Linked DNA regions of Homo sapiens: region 1 is linked to region 2. Evidence: read pairs that join two places in POLR2A ChIA-PET (ENCODE). Cell type or tissue: OCI-LY7. All regions are shown on one strand. Each heading gives the region's core, and the rest is flanking DNA. Links, peaks and the distances in the headings are about the cores only.

Region 1 (8,252 bases), core at 3,253-8,252, 80 kb after region 2:
CCAGCTGATTTTTGTATTTTTAGTAGAGATGGTTTCGCCATGTTGGACAGGCTGGTCTTGAATTCCTGACCTCGTGATCTACCCACCTCAGCCTCCCAAAGTGCTGGGATTACAGGCATGAGCCACCGTGCCTGGCCATGAGGGCCTTTTTATTTATTTATTTTTGTATTTTTAGTAGAGATGGGGTTTCATCGTGTGAGCCAGGATAGTCTCAATCTCCTGACCTCCTGATCCGCCCGCCTCGGCCTCCCAAAGTGCTGGGATTACAGGCATGAGCCACCGTGCCTGGCCACAAGGGCCTTTTTAAAGGCCATTTCTGTTGGCAACATATGGCCCTTGCATCTTTTCCAAAACTAGGTTGATAACTAGAACAAAATAAATCCTATCATTTGAAAAGAAACATAAGCACAAATAAATAGGCCAAAGCCATTGCTTTATTCTAATATAGTTTTTAAAAATTAGACTTCTAGAAATGATTGTGTCACTCAACTTGTGCATCATTTTTTAAGAAGAGCCTAAGGGGCCAGGTGCGGTGGCTCACACCTGTAATCCCAGCGCTTTGGGAGGCCGTGGCGGGTGGATCATGAGGTCAGGAGATCGAAACCATCCTGGCTAACATGGTGAAACCCTGTCTCTACTAAAAAATAGAAAAAATTAGCCAGGCGTGGTGGTGGGCGCCTGTAGTCCCAGCTACTCAGGAAGTTGAGGCAGGAGAATGGTGTGAACCTGGGAGGCGGAGCTTGCAGTGAGCCAAGATCGTGCCACTGCACTCCAGCCTGGGCGACGGAGCAAGACTCCATCTCAAAAAAAAAAGAAGAGCCTAAGGGTCACCATCACACTGCTTGCTGTTTTGTTTTAAACTACCACGTGTACACTAATAAAATGCTGTTAATACCAGCAGTGCTACAAAAGCTTGCCTTAACTGTTGCTCAGAAATCATTCTGCTTTCCAAATTGATTCTTTTTTTTAAAGTCATGTTTATTGTGGTATAATTTTCACACAGTAAAATTCACCCCTCTTACAGTGTACACTTCTATGAGTTTTGACAAATCATGTAATCACCACTAATACCAAATAGTTTGATCACCCCCGAAAATTCCCTCTTCTATTTTATTTTATTTTATTTTATTTTATTTTATTGAGATGGAGTCTTGCTCTTGTTGTCCAGGCTGTGGTGCAATGGCACGCTCTTGGCTCACTGCAACCTCTGCCTCCTGGGTTCAAGCGATTCTCCTGCCTCAGCTTCCTGAGTAGCGGGGATTACAGGCACCCACCACCATGCCCGGCTAATTTTTGTATTTTTAGTAGAGATGAGGTTTCGCCATGTGGGCCAGGCTGGTCTCGAACTCCTGATCTCAGGTGATCCGCCCACCTTGGCCTCCCAAAGTCCTGGGATTACAGGCATGAGCCACCGCACCCGGCCCCTTATATTCTTTTATAGTCATCCCTTTTCTCCACTGCCAATCCCTGGCAACCACTGTCCATATAGGTTGCTTTTTCCAGAATAGTATATAAATGGAAGCATGCTCCTGATTCATTCTTTGTCTGGAGAAAACTTAGTTCCTCAAAGCAAACATATCATCACCTTCTTATGTTTTCAGGAAGGAAAAATTACCTTTTTACTTATGGCCAATGCTGCCCAAGTTTTCCTGGTTACCTTAGGTTTGGATTGTGTACATTCTTCGCACAGCCCATTCCGTCTTGTTCATGTACCTAGCGTTAATGATCTGGAGTACATCAGAGGTGGCCATTCTCTGAGGGTATTTTAGATTTATAGGTCATTCAATACTGGGTCTGACCAACAGTTCTAGCAACTCAGAATTAAGTATTTTCTGAAACTTCCTATTAGGAAAATACCCCCTTCTTAAACAGTGACGTTAATACAAATAGCTTTCAATAAAATATTAACTGGAATAGGCATATAAGTTTTTTATCTGATAGCCAGTGTGAGAACCGTCATCTTTTATACTTTTCCAAAAGAAGTGGTGTGACAGGTAGGAAGAAAACTAATGCTGCCACATAGAATTCTGCCTAGTAGAACACCATCATAGAAGTGTATACAGCTGGGCTAGGCATGGTGGCTCATGCCTGTAATCCCAGCACTTTCAGAGGCTGAGGCCAGAGGACTGCTTGTGAACCCAGGAGTTTGAGACCAGCCTGGCAACATAGTGAGACCTCTGTCTCTACAAAATTTTTTTTTTTTTTTTTTTTTTTTTGGAGACAGAGTGAGCGTCTCATTCTGTTGCCCAGGCTGGAGTGCTGCGGCACAATCTCGGCTCACTGCAACATCCGCCTCCTGAGTTCAAGTGATTCTCATGTCTGTGCCTCCCGAGTAGCTGGGATTGCAGGCGTGCACCACCACGCCCTGGCTAATTTTTGTGTTTTTTAGTAGAGACGATTTTGCCATGTTGGCCAGGTTGGTCTCAAACTCCTGACCTCAAGTGATCTACCTATCTCAGCCTCCCAAAGTGCTGGGATTACAGGTGTGAGCCACCACGCCTGGCCTACAAAAAATTTTTTAAAAATTAAAATAAAAGAAAAATATTTAAAAAAAAAGAAGTATACATAGCTTTCTGTCTGAGATGTTTCAGATACAAATATTAGAAGGAAGACATTTAAAAATCATAGTTTATGTATCTAAGTACCATTATCTGATGGTACTTTTGATATTCCTATAGCTGTCCTGTAATTGTTCTCTTAATCCTGTTTGAAGATAATAAAAATAGTATCGTATACTAACTTATAAAAACTAAAAAGAAACCCAAGGAAGATGAACAGTGTAGTTATCTATGTTTATTAATCTCGGAATGTTTTATGAGTTAGAGATTTACATATTAAAAGTTCTCTTATAGACCTGGTTTATTATCTTTGACATGCCAATGATGTTTTCAGATGCAAGGAAATATACCAAGTTACAAATAGAAGGGGTCTTTTCATTTGTTCTGATTGATTTATTGAAATTTATGGAGCTTAAAAATTGCGGGACCTTTTTTTAAGGCTATGAAAATGATTCTGTAGAAGACCTGAAGGAGGTGACTTCAATATCTTCACGGAAGAGAGGTAAAAGAAGATACTTCTGGGAGTATAGTGAACAACTTACACCATCACAGCAAGAGAGGATGCTGAGACCATCTGAGTGGAACCGAGATACTTTGCCAAGTAATATGTATCAGAAAAATGGCTTACATCATGGTAAGAGGGGATTGCAGTCAGATATTTAGTGTCACTTTAATCAAGTTGAGCTACTAATCCATAATGTTTACTCCGTGTACCTAGGCATTCAGCCCTTCCTAGCAAACTGGAGATGGGGACTGTAGAGCTGCTACATTTGTGTGACTACTCTTCGTCACTCACAAATAGCTTTTACCAGTGTTAAGAGTCCTCACCTAAGTGGAGAGGAAGGACTGTGTAAACATTATTTCATTTCTAGTCCCTTCTTAATCTACCTACCCCATTCAGGAAATGACTAGGAGGCTGCTGGTTTCTGACCTGTCACAGTTGGTATAACCAGAAGGGTTGAGGAGAAAGTGAACGGGCTCTCTTGCATTCTTGTGTAATCCCCAGATGTAAATGGGGGGACTGGAATTCAAACGGTAATGGGGATAAAAGGGCAAGGAAAGAAAAGAAAGGGAGGATGGTTATGGAGAAAAGGAGTTGTAGAGAAGAGTTGAATACCTGTAGCAGGAATCAGAAGTTTATAATCTTAGGTAGGTCAGGCCGTGTGCTGCAGCTCATGGTTGTAATCCTAGCACTTTGGGAGGATCACTTGAGTCCAGGAGTTAGAGTCTGCAGTGAATTGTGATTATGCTACTGCACTCCATCCTGGGCGATAGAGTGAGATCCTGTCTCTAAAAAAATTTTAAAAATGACAGTCTTAGGTAGGTCAAATTTTTTATTGTGAACTCAGGAAGCTGTGATTAAGTAGAATTTATTCTGCACAAATGTTATTTTTAAATTAATCCATAGTTTCTAGTTCTTCTGCTCTGAATAAAAAAAATTAATACAAAGTCTTTACTGAAAAAAGTGGGGAGGGGAACTACTAGTAAGTGTGATGGTCAGTAAACAGGTTATTCACTCATCGTACGAATGTGAGTTGCAAAGGATTTTTGAGGACAAGAATTCCATCTGATGTATGTTTGTGTCTCATTTTCCTTTTCCACTAGCAACCAGGTGTACTATATTGTCTCTCAGTAAATAATTACCAAGCTTTTGCCTTCAGATAAGTTTTCTACTAGAAATGAAACATTAAGTCCAGTCAATAATCCCAAGTAGCATATGAATACTAGGAAAGTTGTAGGAGTTCAGAGGACAGAGCCATCCCTTTTGCCTGGAGTGATAGACCAAGACCCCTTGAGTCTTCTATAATGTTATTTATCAAAGCAACAAAAGAAGAGCTTTTAAACAAGGTTATGCTTACTTGTTGGATTTTCAAGTTCAATACAAAAATGTGTATGTCTGACAGTTTTCAGACGTAGCATCAGAAACATCTTGGTTTGTGTAAAATCTCCAAGCTCTCTTCCGACTATGTATTATACCCTAGTCCTGATTTTGGTGTTTAGTTGAACTCATACTCATCCTGAGATTTGAGATGCTTAGTATGCCATGCAAATAATGAAGAATCTGTCATGCTGGAACTAGAAGCCTAGGGTAGGGAAGAACTTGGAAAAAGTTAGAACTCTGCCATATCACCCCCATTTCCTGCAGCCACAAGATGGGAAGGAGAGGAGGCCAGCCCTTCTAGGATAGATTGTTAAACATGCTAAGACTTCTGAAACATGCCAAGACTTCTGAAAAGAAAAGGTAGTGGTGGGAAGTGGTTAAAAATGTGGCCGTGAAAAACGTGTCTCTTGTTAATTAAAGTGATCTGACTTAAACTTCTTTTAAACTGTTTATAGGAAAATATGCAGTAAAGAAGTCACGGAGAACTGATGTAGAAGACCTGACTCCAAATCCTAAAAAACTCCTCCAGATAGGCAATGAACTTCGGAAACTGAATAAGGTGATTAGTGACCTGACTCCAGTCAGTGAGCTTCCCTTAACAGCCCGACCAAGGTCAAGGAAGGAAAAAAATAAGCTGGCTTCCAGGTAAATGCTAATAATGTTCACTCATGTGAAGAAAGTTTAGGAGGTGAGGTTAGTCCCTAAGTGAGTTTTTATAGAAGGACAACAAAGAAATTGTATTTTTCTTGTATAAATACTACAATGAGAATATTATAATTTTTCTTTTGAAAGTAGAAGACGGTATTTTTGTTTTATGGAAAAAGTTTTTAAGAGGGGAGAGATGAATGGACTCTGGTGCATTATGTTGTATAACAATAAAAAATTTTTTCATAGCTTTATTTTTTGTTTGCTTTTTTAGTAAGTCAGAGTTATTGAGCTATAACTTATAGTAAAATGTATACCTTTTAATGTATACTTTTATGAGTTTTGACAAACATATCCAATCATACAACCACCACCACAATCAAGATATTGAACATTTTCATCATCTTAAAAAGTTTCCTTATGTCTCTTTGTAAAAGCAAACCCCTTCCTGCACCCATCGCCCCTCAAAACTACTGATCTGTTTTCTGTCTCCGTAGTTTTGCCTTTTCCAGAATGTCATGTACATGGAATATACTGTATGTATGTAGCCTTTGATTGAACCTGTCTTCCTTTTTTTTTTTGAGACAGAGTCTCACTCTGTCACACAGGCAGTGGCCTGATCTCAGCTCACTGCAACCTCTGCCTCCAGGGCTCAAGGGATCTTCCCGCCTCAGCCCCCTAAGTAGCTGGGATTATAGATGTGACCCACCATGCCCAGCTAATTTTTGTATTTTTTGTAGAGATGGGGTTTCACCATGTTGCCCAGGCCTCCCAAAGTGCTGGGATTACAGGCGTGAGCCAGTGCGCCCAGCTGAATCTGTATTCTTTCACTCAACATGACACATTTGAGATTCATCCATATTGTTGCCTGGAGTAATAATTTGTTCCTTTTGGTTGCTGAGTTGTATTCCTTTGGGTGGGGATATACTACAGTTTATCCATTCACCAGTTGAAGGGCATTTGGGTTGCCTCCAGTTTTTGGCAATTTTGAATAAAACCACCATCAATGTTCACTTACAAATGTTTGTGTGAATATATTTCCATTTCTCTTAGATAAATATCCAAGCATATATGCTTATAAGAAACTGCCAAACTATTCTCCAAAGTAGCTATATGTGCTGTTTTACTTTCCTGCTAGCAACACATGAGGGTTCCACTTGCTTCACATCCTGTACAACTTTTGGTATTATCAGTTTTTGTTTGTTTTTATTTTTGTTTTTTAGCCACTTTAATAGGTGTGTGCTGATATAGCTTTATTTTTAAATGTGTGCTAAATTTTTAAAAATCAATTTGCATAAATGATTATGTTGTGTTTTCTGGTAACTCAGTTATTTGTTAAATGTCAGTAGGCAGCAGTTTTGGATTGCTATTAGAAAATGAAAGATGAAAATTCACTTAAAAAAGAAAGCAGGCTGGGCATGGTGCCTCATGCCTATAATCCCAGCACTTTAGGAGGCCAAAAAGGGAGGATCACTTGCAGCTAGGAGTTGGAGAGTAGCCTGGGCAACATAGCGAGACCCCTTCTCCGTAATTAAAAATAATAAAATTAAAATTAAGAAAAAGAAAGTGAACTAACTGCTCCTTCCTTTCACAGAGCTTGTCGGTTAAAGAAGAAAGCCCAGTATGAAGCTAATAAAGTGAAATTATGGGGCCTCAACACAGAATATGGTAAACCTAAAGTTTTAAGAAGTTGATTAACCACCTATTGATTTGCTGACCACTCTCTCTTTTCTTTGGTTTGTGATTTGCTTTCGCTGTATTCTGCCTAGTTTTTGGCTAGCCTCCTATTTGTTTATCTGTTCAGTAAGCCACATGCTCACTTTCCTTCAGTCTTGTCCACCTTTTAATATAAGTTTCTGTACTGCTGACTTCCCAATCCACATCTCATCTTTACACTAACAAGCTGATCCACATTGTGACCATGATAATTTGTTTATTTTTTTCTATAAAAGATGTGAAAAGTTTTACAAGTAAATTAAGAATAGGCAGCAAAAACAACCTGCACTTCTCGAAAGATCACAATAATTTCTTCTATTTTATAATTGTGTTACTGGATTAGCCAGTTTTGTTGACTGATTTTAATATTTTCCCTAAATTGAATAATGATATTTTAGGCTTCGTATGAATAATTCAGACCTGTGTTTTTCAGATTTGATTGCTCATTGGAATTGTCTGTGTACTTGGTTAAAATACACATTTCTAGGCTTCTCTGCAGATCTTCTGAATTAGATTGTGTACAAGTAGAACTCAAGAATCCATATTTTTAACACTTCTCAGATCATTCTCTTTTTGTGTGTGTGAGACAGGATCTTACTCTGTTGCCCAGGCTAGAGTGCAGTAGTTTGATCACAGCTCACTGCAGCCTCCACCTTCTGGGCTCAGGTGATCCTCCCACTGCAGCCTCCTGGGTATCTGGGAATACAGGAGTGCACTACCACGCCTGGCTGATTTTTTGCATTTTTCATAGAGGTGGAGTTTCTACTGTGTTGCCCAGGCTGGTCCCAATTTTGTGGGCTCAAGCAATCTGCCCACCTCAACCTCCCAAAGTGCTGGGATTACAGGCATGAGCCGCTGCACCCAGCCAAGATTATTCTTTTTTTTTTTTTCTTCTTTTTGAGACGGAGTCTCGCCCTGTTGCCCAGGATGGAGTGCAGTGGCACGATCTCGGCTCACTGCAACCTCTGCTTCCCAGGTTCAAGCAGTTCTCTTGCCTCAGCCTCCTGAATAGCTGGGACTACAGGCCCACGCACCACACCTTGCTAATTTTTGTATTTTTAGTAGAGACAGTGTTTCACCACGTTGGCAAGGCTGGTTTCGAACTCCTGACCTCAGGTGATCCACCTGCCTAGGCCTCCCAAAGTGCTGAGATTACAGGCATGAGTCACTGCACCCGGGCCCAAGATTATTCTTAATGGAACCATTCTAGCACTTATTCAGGAACTACTGGCTTTGATCTAAACCAAAGTGCTTCTCAGCATTTCACATTGTAGCACATGTAGAAAATTATCATCTCTGAGGCATCACGGAATATAACAAGAGTAGGCTGCTCATGGGAGGAGGTCCCCATGAGCTGAGGGGATAATTATCTTACACATCTAGAACCCTTTTACAGCACTTCAGGGGTATGGGAAGCTCTGGTTTTGATCTTCTGTGATAAGAACACCTCC
Region 2 (8,485 bases), core at 1,871-6,870:
TTGCATTCCCATCAACAGTATATGAGTGGCCGAGCGTGTTGGCTCATGCCTGTAATCCCAGCACTTTGGGAGGCTGAGGCGGGCGGATCACGAGGTCAGGAGATCGAGACCATCCTGGCTAACGCAGTGAAACCCCATCTCTACTAAAAAAATACAAAAAAATTAGCTGGGCGTGGTGGCAGACGCCTGTAGTCCCAGCTACTCGGGAGGCTGGGGCAGGATAATGGCATGAACCTGGGAGGCGGAGCTTGCAGTTAGCAGAGATTGTGCCACTGCGCTCCAGCCTGGGTGACACAGCGAGACTCCGTCTCAAAAAAAAAAAAAAAAAAAAAAAAAATAGCCGGGCACGGTGGCTCACGCCTGTAATCCCAGCACTTTGGGAGGCCGAGGCGGGTGGATCACGAGATCAGGAGATCGAGACCATCCTGGCTAACACGGTGAAACCCTGTCTCTACTAAAAAAAAAAAAAAAAAAAATACAAAAAATGAGCCTGACATGGTGGCGGGTGCCTGTAGTCCCAGTTACTCCGGAGGCTGAGGCAGGAGAATGGCGTGAACCCAGGAGGCAGAGCTTGCAGTGAGCCGAGATCGTGCCACTGCACTCCAGCCTGAGTGACAGAAAGAGACTCCGTCTCAAAAAAAAAAAATAGTGTATGAGTTTCTGTTTTGCCACAACCTGAATTTTGCCAATTTAATTTCCCCTTAAATATATATATTTTATATATATGTTTATACGTACGTGTGGGTTTTTGTTTTTGTTTTTGTTTTAATAGATGGGGGTCTCACTCTGTTACCCAAGCTGGTCTTGATCTCCTGGCCTCAAGCGATCCTCCCACCTTGGCTTCTCGAAGTGCTGGGATTACAGGCATGAGCCAATGTGCCTGGCAATAATACCAATTTTTTTTAACCTGCCTTTTTCATCAAGTTCTGTTTTCTACTCTTTATTTCAACTGTAGTGAGTGTTAGGTAAGGCTGTTGATTGGGGTTCAAAGCTGAGAACTTCAGGCCTCAGTTGGTTCTAGTTCCAGCATTGCTTTTCACTTAACTTCTCTGAGTTTCATTTCCTTCCATGATAATGAGAGAATTGGGCCCTTTGACACTAAATAACACTGGGTGGGTGGATCTGAAGACATTTTATCTGCTTATTCTTTTCACTCTTATGTCTCTGTCAACCGGATTGACAGATTCCTCATGTTTTCACTCTGGTCCACAGCACACACTCGGGCTCCTTGAAACCCTTATACTAAAGTTGGTTCTTTTAAAAGCAAAATGCCAGGAAGTAGGAGGGCAAGCCGGGCGATCCCTAATTATGAACATCGTGTCATGCCTATTCTGCATTTAACAGAATTATAGTGGTATCGTAACCTAAGACTTTGGAGTTAACACATCAAGAGATCTAATCTCTGCCTAGCGTTAGAACAGACAGACTTAAGACAGGCTGACTTCACTTTTTGGATGGTAAAGTCAAAGGATTGAGTTTTGTTTAACCTTTTGAATTTTGAACTTTTACCTAATGGTGAGATGATAAAGGAGTTTAGAAGGTAGATTTGGGTCTGACCTCACCTGATAAGGAAAAATGTTTGGTTTAGTACATGATTCCTTTTAAGAGGCCAGATTTGGAAAGTAGGTGTAAGCCAGACATGGTATTCAACAGAGAAAAATGAGGACCAGTTATGAAAGCTTTAGAATAATTTTATATAGATGAAATGGAATCAATCCAAAGAACACACCGTTAAATACATAGCCGATCTTTTGCTGCTTTAATCAAGGTAACTGTCATGATTTCTTTCCTGAATTGAAGAACCGAACCACAGCCTGATGAGAGGCTGAGTTACAGCACGTTATGTTTATTGGCTGCAAATAAACGTGTCCAGTACTCCTAAGAGCAGTGCTCACTCCATCCTTGGCTTTGCCAGCCTCGTCTGCTTCCCTTAGATTCCTGAGTGTGACTTCCTAAGATGTATGTGGGACTCTAATGTCAAGGTTGCTGTTTTTGTTGATGTTCACTTTCCTACAGCCTTGTGGGGTGTGCTGCTACCATGGAATCTCCTTGGAGGGGTGGCTTCGGCTTCAGATCCAGCATCCTGGAAGTTACTTGGTTTAGCAAGGCATTGTTGCCTGGTAGATGATCTGATATGGTTGACCACAGTCTGAAGGCATAGAAATGCTGTTTTATTATAAAGTCCGGGCCAGGAAAGAAATAGAGGATATTGATAATTAGGCCTCTGCCCTGTGGGAGCTGTTTTTCTATGCATTCCTAAAATACTTGAGTGCTTGTGAGGTGTATAGTACTGAAGTAGGGGAAGACTGGGCTCCAAAGGGGTTTGTGATCTGTTGGGGTGTTGAATTAAGCCATACTTGGGAGAAGTTCAATAGTGCAAGGTGTCGTGTGGTTAAAAAGTAAATCTTTTACTCCGAGTACTCTGGCTGGGTATTCTGCTGCCATTTCAGGTTCAGCCATGTCTCCATTTCAGTTCCCAATATCATAGTTTTCCTTGTCAGGGTCAGAACCTGTCGCGTCACTTTTTTCTCCTCTTCCTCAAATCCATTTGCTCTCATTATGTCTCTTGTGTCCGCCTTTCCTTTCCATTCCTCCTTCAGGCACCCTGATTTCTGCCCCAACTTACTACAGCTCTGAATTATGGCAGGTGCTCCTCATCTGGTCTCCCTGGCTCTACCGTCATCTATCTACAGAATACCACCCTGTTTATCTTCCTGGTGTAGCACTTCCTGAAATAGATCAGCTTGCCTCAGAAACTGTCAGTAGTTCTCTGGGGCCTGCAGCAGGATTTTTTGTTTTGTTTTGTTTTGCTTTTCTGTTTTGTTTTGTTTAACCTAAGGTCTCTGATTGTAGAGAGTACATGCCCCTTGAAATGCGATATAAAATGTTATAAGCACACAACTTTTGCCGGGTCACCAGCGGTCCCATGAGCCACAACAGATAAGAACGGCTAACCTGCAGGTCATGTCCAGCTCTGACTTGACTGTCAAGGCCTTCCCTCCCCAGTCTGCCTTCCTTCTCACTACTTTCCCCTCCAGGCCCTAGTGGTGTGGGCCCTTGTTCTTGACCTCATTAGCTTTACTTGGTTTTTCCTGACTCTCACTACCCTATTACATTCATTAATTTAGAAAACAACTTAGTAAATACACTCTCCCGTGAAAATTCCTTCTGCTTTCTTGCCTCAGTTCACCCATTCTCTCTTAATTCTTTCTGATGCTTTCTCTTTCAGTGCCCAGCTGGCAAATCCTAGCACTTCCTTCCTTGGCTACTTTGTTTCAAAGTGATTTCTTTTCTTTCTGAACATATTTAGCTCTCCAGTTTTTGCCATTCATTTGGTACATTGCCTTGAATTGTTAAATACATGCTTAACTCCTTGTATTTAATCTCCTACAATATATAGCCTTACATATCATAGTAAAGAAGGAATTATTTTGCAAATTTATCTAAAATTTTTAAACAGATAAAAATTAAGCCTAATATATCGTTTAAGAAGAATATTCACTTACTTTTCCCCGAACAGATTTCTTGGTTCTAGACTTAATATTTTTATGTTATCTTCATTGTCAGTTTTTTGTTTTTTTTTTTTTTTTTGAAACAGAGTCTCACTCTGTTGCCCAGGCTGGAGTACAGTGGCATGATCTTGGCTTACTGCAAACTCCGCCTCCTGGGTTCAAGTGATTCTCGTGCCTCAGCCTCCCGAGTAGCTGGGATTACAGGAATGTGCCACCATACCCGGCTAATTTTTGTATTTTTAGTAGAGACGGGGTTTCACCATGTTTGCCAGGCTGGTCTTGAACTCCTGATCTCAGGTGATCCGCCCCGCCTCCCAGAGTGCTGAGATTACAGGTGTGAGCCACTGCACCTGGCCCATTGGCAGGTTTTTGTTTGTTTGTTTGTTTGAGATGGAATCTCGCTCTGTCACCCAGACTGGAGTGCAGTGGCGCAATCTTGGCTCATTGCAACATTGACCTCCCAGGTTCAAGTGATTCTCCTGCCTCAGCCTCCCGTATAGCTGGGACTACAGGCATGCACCACCATGCTTGGCTAATTTTTGTATTTATTTATTTATTTATTTATTTATTTATTTATTTATTTGAGACGGAGTCTTGCTCTGTCGCCCAGACTGGAGTGCAGTGGTGCGATCTCCGCTCACCGCAATCTCTGCCTCCCGGGTTCATGCCATTCTCCTGCCTCAGGCTCCCAAGTAGCTGGGACTACAGGTGCCCGCCACCATACCTGGCTAATTTTTTGTATTTTTATTTGAGACGGGGTTTCACTGTGTTAGCCAGGATGGTCTCGATCTCCTGACCTCATGATCTGCCCGCCTCGGCTTCCCAAAGTGCTGGGATTACAGGCGTGAGCCACCGTGCCCGGCCTAATTTTTGTATTTTTTTTTTAGTAGAGATGGGGTACATCATGTTGTCCAGGCTGTTCTCGAACTCCTGACCTCAAGTGATCCACCCACCATGGCCTCCCAAAGTACTGGGATTACAGGCATGAGCCACCGCATCCGACCCTTTGTCAGTTTTATCTGATGGTAACCTTATGACTCTTTTTTTTTTTTTTTTTGAGACGTGCAAAATGAGAACATGGACCCTTTGATTAAGTTCTTCAGCCCCACCCCCAGTCAGCTATTTCTTATCAAAGATGATAAGAATACAGGCTTCCTGGCCAGGCGAGGTGGCTCACGCCTGTAATCCCAGCACTTTGGGAGGCCAAGGCGCGCGGATCACGAGGTCAGGAGATTGAGACCACCCTGGCTAACACAATGAAACTCCGTCTCTACTAAAAAATACAAAAAATTAGCCAGGTATAGTGGCGGGCGCCTGTAGTCCCAGCTACTCGGGAGGCTGAGGCAGGAGAATAGCGTGAACCTGGGAGGCAGGGCTTGCAGTGAGTGGAGATCGCGCCACTGCACTCCATCCAGCCTGGGCGAGAGAGCGAGACTCTGCCTCAAAAAAAAAAAAAAAAGCTTCCTTAATTTACTCCAAAATCAGCCGGGTGCAGTGGCTCACACCTGTAATCCCAGCGCTTTGGGAGGCTGAGGTGGGCAGATTGCTCAAGCCCAGAATTTTGAGACCAGCCTGGGTAACATGGTGAAACCCCATCTCAACAACAACAACAAAAAATACAAAAATCAGCCAGGTATGGTGGCACACGCCTGTAGTCCTAGCTACTTGGGAGGCTGAGATGGAAGGAACTTGAGCCCAGGAGGTGGTGGTTGCAGTGAGCGGTGATGGTGCCACTGCATTTACTCCAGCCTGGATGACAGAGCAAGACCCTGTCTCAAGAATAAATAAATAAATAAAAATAAAAATTTATTCCAAAATCAAACCGCATGCCTTTGCCATGTAACATAATGCACATTTACTTTTATTTTATTTTATTTATTTATTTATTTATTTATTTATTTATTTATTTATTTATTTATTTATTTTGAGATGGGGTCTTGCTCTGTCACCCAGGCTGGAGTCCAATGGTGTGATCTCAGCTCACTGCAACCTCCGCCTCCTGGGTTCAAGCCATTCTCCTTGCCTTAGCCTCCCAGGTAGCTGGGACTACAGGCATGCACCACTACAGCTGGCTAATTTTTTTGTATTTTTAGTAGAGATGGGGTTTTACCATGCTGGCCAGGCTGATCTCGAACTCCTGACCTCAAGTGATCCACCTGCCTCGGCCTCCCAAAGTGCTGGGATTACAGACGTGAGCCACTGTGCCCGGCCTACATTTATTTTAAACTGGTATCATTGATCTTGAGTGAAAACTATCCCCCATTTGTATATGGTTTTTCAAAAGTGAAGGCTTATTTTTCCCTTTTTTGATTGTTTCTTTGTCACAAAATGCCTGTACTATGAAGAAGTCTAATCAGTGTGCTCTTCATGGAAAATTAACAGACAAACCATATGTATTCACTACTTCAGTATTCTCAGATAAAATTTATTTTATTGGCTGGGTGTGATGGCTCATGCCTGTAATCCCAGAACTTTGGGAAGCCAAGGCAAGAGGAAACCTGAGCCCAGGAGTTTGAGACCAGCCTGGGCAATATAGCAAGACCCCATTTCTATGAAAAATTTAAAAATTAGCTGGGCATGATGGCGTGGGCCTATAGTCCCAGCTACTTGGGAGGCTGAGGCAGGAAGATTGCTTGAGTCCAGAAGGTCGAGGCTGCAGTGAGCTGTGTTTGTGGCCACTACACTCCAGGGCAGGTGAGAGAGCGAGACTGTCTGAAAAAAATATTATTTATTGATTAGAGACAGGGTCAGGCTCTGTCACCTAGGCTGGGGTGCAGAATGGCATGATCATAGCTCACTGTAACCTCAAACTCCTGAGCTCTAGTGATCCTCCCACCTCAGCTTCTGGAGTAGCTGGGACTACTGGTGTGTGTCATCGTGCTGTAGAGAGTCTCGCTATGTTGCCCAGGCTGGCCTCAGGTGATCTTCCCGCCTTGGCGTCCCAAAGTGCTGGGATTACAGGTGTGAGCCACCACGCCTGGCCTAAATTTATAATCTGCCTGGTACTGATACTTGTACAAAGAGGCTGTTCTGCTGGCCTAAGGAAGAGAACAGAAAATTATCCCTAGATTAAGTGAAAGATATTATGAGGCTTTCACACTACTACAAGAAACAAGTAGCTCTGGTAATTACCACTCCTTGGCCTGATGTTGTTTTCCTAGTACATTGTAAATATAGTCTGTTTAGGGCATGATGGCTCATGCCTGTAATCCCAGCACTTTGGGAGGCGAGGATGGGCACAACGCTTGAGCCCAGGAGTTAGAGCCCAACCTGGGCAGCATGGTGAAACCCTGTCTCTACAAAAAAATATAAAAATTAGCCGAATGTGTTGGCGTGCACCTGTAGTTCCAGCTACTTGGGAGGCTGAGATGGGAGGATCATTTGGGCTCAGGAGATTGAGACTGCAGTGAGCCGAGATCACGCCACTGCACTCCAGCCTGGATGGCAGAGCAAGACCCTGTGTCCGAAAAAAACAAAAATAAAACAAAACAAAAAAAAAGATGGTGTTGAATTTAAGCTGCTAGAAAAAGAAAAGTGTCATTTGTCACCTACACTCGAGATAGCCAGAACGGGGAGCAAGCTACAGGGCAGCCTCCAGTACAAGACCAATGCAAGGAGCCCGCTCCCCAGGAGCCTGGCCCCAGAGCAGAGTTCGCCATGCCTGCGGAACCTCCCCTCCATGCTATAAGAGGGAAGGGAAAAATACAGACTCTTGAAACTGCGGTGAATTCATTAGATTCCAGCACAATCAATCTCAGTCAGCTTCATTCTTCCTGCTTTCTGTAACATAGAGTGTTACTTGTGCTCCTCATTTCAGCAGTGTCCTTGGTTACTGGACCTTTTGCCACAGCCCTGCAAAACCTGGCCAAACTTGCACCAAGTTGATTATCCTGTGTTTCATATTTTGTTGAGCATCTGTGCATTTTAAAGTGTTGGCTTGGTTAACTTTCTCGATGTTAACTTTTTGCCTTCCTGAGGAATGTATGAGGACCAGTTACCAGAATGGTTTTGTTTTGCAGGTCACGAGAAGAGAATGCCTTCTAGATGCAAAATCACCTCCAAACCAGACCACTTTTCTTGACTTGCCTGTTTTGGCCATTAGCTGCCTTAAACGTTAACAGCACATTTGAATGCCTTATTCTACAATGCAGCGTGTTTTCCTTTGCCTTTTTTGCACTTTGGTGAATTACGTGCCTCCATAACCTGAACTGTGCCGACTCCACAAAACGATTATGTACTCTTCTGAGATAGAAGATGCTGTTCTTCTGAGAGATACGTTACTCTCTCCTTGGAATCTGTGGATTTGAAGATGGCTCCTGCCTTCTCACGTGGGAATCAGTGAAGTGTTTAGAAACTGCTGCAAGACAAACAAGACTCCAGTGGGGTGGTCAGTAGGAGAGCACGTTCAGAGGGAAGAGCCATCTCAACAGAATCGCACCAAACTATACTTTCAGGATGAATTTCTTCTTTCTGCCATCTTTTGGAATAAATATTTTCCTCCTTTCTATGGAAATCTGGGCTCGGTGTTTGTAAAGTTCATTTTTATAAGCTTTTCTATCGCTACATAATGCCTTTTTAAAAAATGATTTTGTAGTCTAAACTTAGGTTGAGTATATAAACCCTGCCATGTAGCTTGAGATGCCTGAAAAGACTGGTAAGTGCGTTTCTTAATCGTTCAGTAACTATTTGAGTGCCTACTGCAGCCAAGGCACTGGAGGGATCAAAGATGTGTAAATTTGGAGTCCCTGCAAGTTCACAAGCTATTTGGAGAGATAAGGTTAGTATACATAGAACTGTAATATAAGGTTGTGTTGGAGCATTGTCCTTAAAGATGGTACCATGGTGAGCAGTTCAAGGTTACCTGCCAGCTGCAGAACAAGGCAGCAAATGCTCCTGAGATGGAACCATCACAGCCTCAGACATAGGACTAAAGAAGTCAAGAGTGATTAAAAAGCCAGGGGCAGGAGACAGTA

The links. ChIA-PET counts read pairs that join two places held together with the same protein. Peaks named below come from ENCODE experiments on the same cell type or tissue, not always from the same donor. Only the 100,000 strongest peaks of a DNase experiment are listed, where the experiment ranks them.
Region 1: POLR2A ChIA-PET joins it to region 2 with 9 read pairs; 4 of 35 experiments call an interaction of 5 or more read pairs at or near these places.

Annotation. Positions count from the first base shown.
Region 1 is chr5:173,105,627-173,113,878 of GRCh38, forward strand. CREBRF (CREB3 regulatory factor) reads left to right here. Exons shown (of 9, transcript NM_153607.3): 5 at 2,998-3,192; 6 at 4,896-5,085; 7 at 6,680-6,753. Among named protein-coding and RNA genes, the nearest start is that of BNIP1, 35 kb to the right of the region's middle. In OCI-LY7, for the core only: no CTCF peak of the experiment used is centred there; no DNase peak of the experiment used is centred there.
Region 2 is chr5:173,026,868-173,035,352 of GRCh38, forward strand. It overlaps ATP6V0E1 (ATPase H+ transporting V0 subunit e1), which reads left to right. Exons shown (of 4, transcript NM_003945.4): 4 at 7,532-8,485. Among named protein-coding and RNA genes, the nearest start is that of SNORA74B, 10 kb to the left of the region's middle. In OCI-LY7, for the core only: no CTCF peak of the experiment used is centred there; no DNase peak of the experiment used is centred there; H3K27ac peaks cover 2,081 bases.